2 separate regions of the Homo sapiens genome follow, and region 2 is linked to region 1. A link is a contact called in ENCODE Hi-C or POLR2A ChIA-PET data. All regions are on one chromosome and are shown on one strand. Each heading gives the region's core, a stretch centred on a gene start or an enhancer-like site at or near the end of the contact. The rest is flanking DNA. Distances are from core to core; before and after follow the strand shown. Region 1 overlaps AK4 (adenylate kinase 4). Region 2 overlaps AK4 (adenylate kinase 4).

Region 1 (2,799 bases), core at 286-2,785:
TGGGTAGGGGAGGGGCTGGCATTACTGAAAAAGAAGGTGATCCAATCTCTAAGCACAAAGGATATCCAGACAATTCTTCCTCCTTAGGCTTTCTCATTCCGCCAGCAGATCAATTATTATTTCACCCTTCATATTTATTCAAAGAATAAAACAGTACAGTAACCTTCTTTTAAAATTAAATAAGTAGTGAAAGTAAAAGATACTGGAGCTTCATAAGCCAAAAAATTTTGGACGTCCTATGTCAAGTGTATTTTCTTGGCCCGGGATAGGAACACATGCATTCATAAACACACCATGAACATCTGGTGTAATACCACACGCGGCTTTATATAAGCAGCGGAGGAGAAAAGCAGATTGGGATGAATGCAACAGAAGTTGGGCAAGGGAGCAAATAGGAAAACGGCAAGTAATCTGAAAGATTTGCCAAAATCACAGAAGAGTTTTAAACCCAGAATGTTTAACCGTCTCCTCAAGCTCATGTTCTGGAAATCTGCCTTGGTATCCACCATAGCAGGCACTTTCAGCCCTACAGAGTAGGATTACATTGGAAATCTCAGGGGCCCTCTGGATTTTCTTACTCTGTAAAAACCATAGAACAGCCTCCCTGTAACCTGAGCACAGCCCAAGTACTAGACGCATTCAGAGGATAAGGAGGAATGTCACTTTTAAAGCAACACAAATAGTAATTCCTTGCCATTGCACAAGGCCCAGAGTGTGAATCTATCCGGCTGTGCCATGCACCTTGTTGGCTGCCTCTCTGAACAGGATCTTGGCTGCAGCTCAGCAGAAGCAAGGCTGCTATTCTCCAGTGCCATCTGCTCACACAGGATGGATTGCTACTGCTGCCCATGAGAGTCTTCCCTCTCTCTCTCTGTAGTAACTCTGGCAATGCCCTGTTGGAGAACTACAGCAAGGGCTCCAAAAATGTGTGCTGCTCAGCAACCTCCGGAAGGGAAACGGGAACAGGGAGAGCTGATGCGGACACTCTTCTGACAGGACCTCCTCAGCAATCAGCAAGGACAAGCAGTCCACTGAGCGGGCCAACACACAATCATCCTTCAACAGCCAGCAAGAACAACGATACCAGTGGCAACAGTAATGAAACACTTAGGAAGTACTGGACCAGGGGTTGTCAAATGAAGGTCATGACCACTATTTTGGTTGTTTAAAATAAAAAGTGGCACACAAAAAGAGAAAATATTATACATTCTTAAAATGTGTTTCACTTAATTGCAGGATTAAGCTAATTCCTACCATGGAGCACATTAAAAATAGATATCCATAAAAATTTTAAAAAGAAAAAATAAATAAGCAAATATTGGGTCAAGTCTTTCTATACTCCCTTGTACGTATTATCTCAATTAATTCTTACAACAACCGTATGAAGTAGTACCATTATTATTCTTGGTTTGTGGTTGAAGAAATAGAAAGTGTTTGAGTAACTTGCCTGGCTGGCTTCCCAGTCAATGTGGTTCCAAAGCCTGAACTCTTAACACATGCCCTACAGCAAGTAGCTCCCTAGACCCTGTGTCCAAAGCCTTTGCTCACTTCCTCAAGCAATTTCTCTCACACCGTAATTCTTTGTTCAACCATCTGTCCCTTTCCCCTTTCCCCTTGTGAACTGAGAACACCTCAAGGGCAGGTCTTGTTGAGCTCAGTGACTTAAACAAAGGCTCAGGGAGCAAAGGATCCCAACAGTATTTTTTAAATTAAGTGAGTAAATGAGGTATGTTAAAAGAAAAAAGAAGGCAAATTGTAGCCAAGAAAAAAATAATAATAAGTCCTGACACTCGAGGATCTGTCTTTGCCAAAGGGAAATTCGGTCTCTGAATTTAAGAAAGAAAATTAAGAAAACTCAGTCTCTGAATTAAGAAAACGAGTTCCTTGTATTCTTAGAGAGACTTGGGGGAAAATAAACTTCATCTAAAAATTTAATCAGGTTAAAAAAAAAACAACTAGAGTGTCAAAACATCTGCCTATGCTTTGCTCTGGGCCCTTCATTCAGGAAAAACTAATGAGTTTTTGGATCAATAAAGGTAAGGCTAGGGTTTATTTGGGGGGTTGAGGGTGAAGAGGGAAACTATTCTGGATTAGAAAGCCAAATCCTTCTGGTATTGGAGGATTGAAAGCTGAGGAACAGAAAAAGAGCAGACTCTCCAGAAGGGAAAAGAGCAAGAAATCAGTGAGCTGAACCTAAGCCAGGGGAGGGGCAGGCAGTGGCTGAAGGGGTGTGTGGGGAATGGCTGATAGGTTTTTAGGACACCGGTGTCTAACATGCCATGTCAACTTCCTTGTGCCAGACTCTAATCCCCATCACCCCAAACCTTAATACAACCACCTCAGCTAAGTAGTCTATTTTTTTTTTTTTGAGACAGGGTCTCCCTTTGTCACCCAGACTGGAGTACAGTGGCACAATTATGCCTCACTGCATCCTCAGCTTCCCGGGTTTAGGGGATCCTGCCACCTCAGTCTCCTAAGCAGCTGTGGCTACAGGCGTGCGCTACCACGCCTGGCTAATTATTTTTGTATTTTGTAGAGATGAGGTTCCACCATGCCGCCCAGGCTCGAACTCCTGAGCACAAGCGATCTGCCCACCTTGGCCTCCCACAGTGCTGGGATTACAGGTATGAGTAGTGCTTTGGGAGAAGGAAAGAAGGAGGGTCGGGTCCAACATGGGATGAAGTCATACAGAAAGGGCAGCCTTTCCAAGGAAAGACTGAAACGCAGAAGTGAAAAATTACAGGGAAGTATGCAATCTGAGGAAGAGGTGACCAGAGAAAATACCCAGTATTAGAGATG
Region 2 (2,700 bases), core at 127-2,626, 34 kb before region 1:
TCCAAAGTTTGGGGTGCTGTGTCACAGGTCCTGAAAAGGGGCTCTCTCTCACTCTGGTTAGACATAAGGGCAAGTGCTCTACCAAGTAAGTAGTAGTATTTATTCATCTACAAGACTTTTAAAATATGGATACTCAGCCGAGAAGAATGGTCAACACCTACAGTCCCAGCATTTTGAGAGGATTTCACTTGAGCCCAGGATTTTGAGACCAGCCTGGGCAACAAAGTGAGATCCTGTCTCTACAAAATAATTTAAAATTAGCCAGGCATGGTGGTATATGCCTTTAGTCCCAGCTACTCAGGAGGCTGAGGCAGGAGGATCGCTTGAGTCCAGGAGGCCAAGGCTGCAGTGAGCCATGTTCATGCCACTGCACTCCAGCCTGGGTGACAGAGCAAGACTCTTATCTCAAAAAAAGAAAAAAAAGAAAAAGAAAAACATACTTTTCAGCCACAGATCCACTTTAAGGCTTCAGGGCATACAATATGAAATGGTGTCTTAAATGATGGATTCTATAAGGTAGCATGGGAGCTTCAGCATTCTTTAAATTGATCTACATCTGTGTCTCAAGTTGGGCTAAACAAATCAAAGCAATTCAGGTGTACTTCTCACACCAATCAGCCGCCAAGAACAGAATGTCAGATAAGGTACAGTCAGACCAGCACATTTTAAAGCATTTTTAGCTGAGGGTCATTATCCAGCCAGTAAGATCCCCTGTCGGCAGGGATCACTGACCAACTGGAGTAGAATGCACCCTCAAATTTTGTCAACAGGTGGCAGCATTTATAATTTTTCCATTTAGAGAGAATTACAAGTTGAAGTATGCTTTTACATTTACTAAAAGTAACACTCCAAGAAAGGCTTTCTAAATGACTGACTAGCGTTATTCTAGGTTCCTTAATTAGCCCATTCCAAATGTGAATATATTCCATTAATTGTTGAAGAAGTAGAAATGCCAAGAGCTAACGTAAAATAAAGATCATGTTTAAGCATGGACTGCTTGCTTTCCTCCCTTTAGCTCCTCAGAGGGTCTGTTCCACCGCATGCTTTATCATGCTTCCACACCAGACTATCGCTATCCCTCATCCCCTAACCAAGCCTAGAAAAGCTGCTCACTCTTTTCATTCAAACAGCCAATCCAGATTGAAAGCTGAAATTTTATATTTTTAAATTTCTTCCAGAATCTGTCTTGTTATATCACTAATTATGACATCTACAGGTTGTTTTTTTTAAGACCCCCCCCACAAAATATTTACTAAGTGCAGTGAGATATCATTAAATTCCTGACTGGTATTGTGTTCCCAGCAGTGCTGGCCACTGGGCCTTGGCACCTGCTCCTCCCAGCCATGCCAAGAACCCAAGGAAGGGCAGCTGAAGCAGGAGGTGCTGCGGCAACAAGCTGAGGCAGTGGTGGGGAATAGAAAGTAGGACACTTCTGTTTTTCTAATTTGGAGCGCATTCACTCTGCAGGAAGGGTGCAGAGCCAGAGTCCACCACCACGTTCCCAGGCAGCAAAGCAAGCCCTCCGCCTGATGGAAATGAAAGGGCAGTTCAGAAGGGCAACTTCCAACATCCGCCTGGGTTTGGCAGCTTGTGAAAAGGCTATGCGACATCAGCCCCCTTCCTACCTCCATTAAGATCTGGAGCTAACATAGTTGCTTCGGACCGCCCATCTCTTCCCAGTTGTTGAATAAGTAAGAACCAAGTTACAAATGCAAGCCATTGTTCATGACAATCAATCACTGATGATTAGCTTAAAGTTGAAAGCAGGTGGTTGGTTATTCTTCCACAGCCTTCCCTAGCCCAGGAGTTCAAATCACTCACATCACCAACTGGAAGCCTTAGTAGCAAATTAATTACCACCAAAACCTGCTTCATAAAGGCCTTTTCTCTCTCCTATCGTATACTTTCCTTATCTGTTTACACAATGTTTATTTGTACATGTATCAAAGACCTCCATATTCCATGTCATCCAGTTATTATTAACAGATGGTGAAAAGAAGCAGCAGCTGTCCTACTACGAAAAAGTAAAAAAACAACAAATGCCAGCAAGGTTGCAGAGAAACAGGAACACTTACACACTGCTAGTGGGAATGTAAATTAGTGCAGCCACTGTGGAAAGCACTGTGGAGATTTCCCAAAGAACTTACGACTATCAGCAAAACTATTATTGGGTATACACCCAAAGGAAAATAAATTGTTCTACCAAAAAGACACATGTACTTGTATGTTCATCACAGTACTATTCACCATAGCAAAAACATGGAATCATCCAAGATACCCATCAATGATGGACTGGATAAAGAAATGTGGTATATATTCCATATACCATGGAATACTATGCAGCCGTAATAAGAATGAGATCATGTCCCTTGTAGCAACATGGATGCAGCTGGAGGCCATTAGCCTAAGAGAACTAACTCAAGACCAGAAAACCAAATACCATGTGTTCTCACTTATAAGGGGTAGCTAATCATTGAATACACATGGGCACAAAGGTGGGCACAGCAGACAACAGGGACTGCTTGAACCAGGACCAGGGTGCAGGTTGGAAAGCTACCTATCAGGTACTACGCTACCTTGGTGACAGGATCATCTGTACACGAAATTTACCCGTGTAACGAACCTGCACATGTATCCCCTAAACCTAAAATGAAAGTAGAAGGAAAAAAAAAAAAAAAACAGCAGCTGTGCTCCAGATGT

What was found. A loop is a pair of places that touch in the nucleus more often than their neighbours do. ChIA-PET counts read pairs that join two places held with the same protein, here RNA polymerase II (POLR2A). Pooled maps may share reads with other maps.
Region 2: a loop to region 1 is called in a map of HepG2, with 1.8 times the contacts of the local background. The contact joins two enhancer-like sites. A Hi-C loop is called at or near these places in 4 of 168 maps with a recorded cell type or tissue (HepG2, Right ventricle myocardium inferior, aorta and 1 more), 6 of 37 single-sample maps with no recorded cell type and 5 of 50 pooled maps. POLR2A ChIA-PET finds 5 or more read pairs at or near these places in 9 of 52 experiments (BJ, GM12878, HCT116 and 6 more).

Annotation. Positions count from the first base shown.
Region 1 is chr1:65,173,432-65,176,230 of GRCh38, reverse strand. All of the region lies in intron 1 of AK4 (adenylate kinase 4), which reads right to left. Among named protein-coding and RNA genes, the nearest start is that of AK4, 27 kb to the right of the region's middle. Within about 2 kb of position 1,535, at least 11 of the 41 ENCODE cell types and tissues checked have a DNase peak (open chromatin) inside an H3K27ac peak, as active enhancers do.
Region 2 is chr1:65,207,532-65,210,231 of GRCh38, reverse strand. The region is part of intron 2 of AK4 (adenylate kinase 4); the gene reads right to left. Among named protein-coding and RNA genes, the nearest start is that of AK4, 61 kb to the right of the region's middle. RefSeq lists an enhancer at 2,695-2,700. Within about 2 kb of position 1,376, at least 5 of the 41 ENCODE cell types and tissues checked have a DNase peak (open chromatin) inside an H3K27ac peak, as active enhancers do.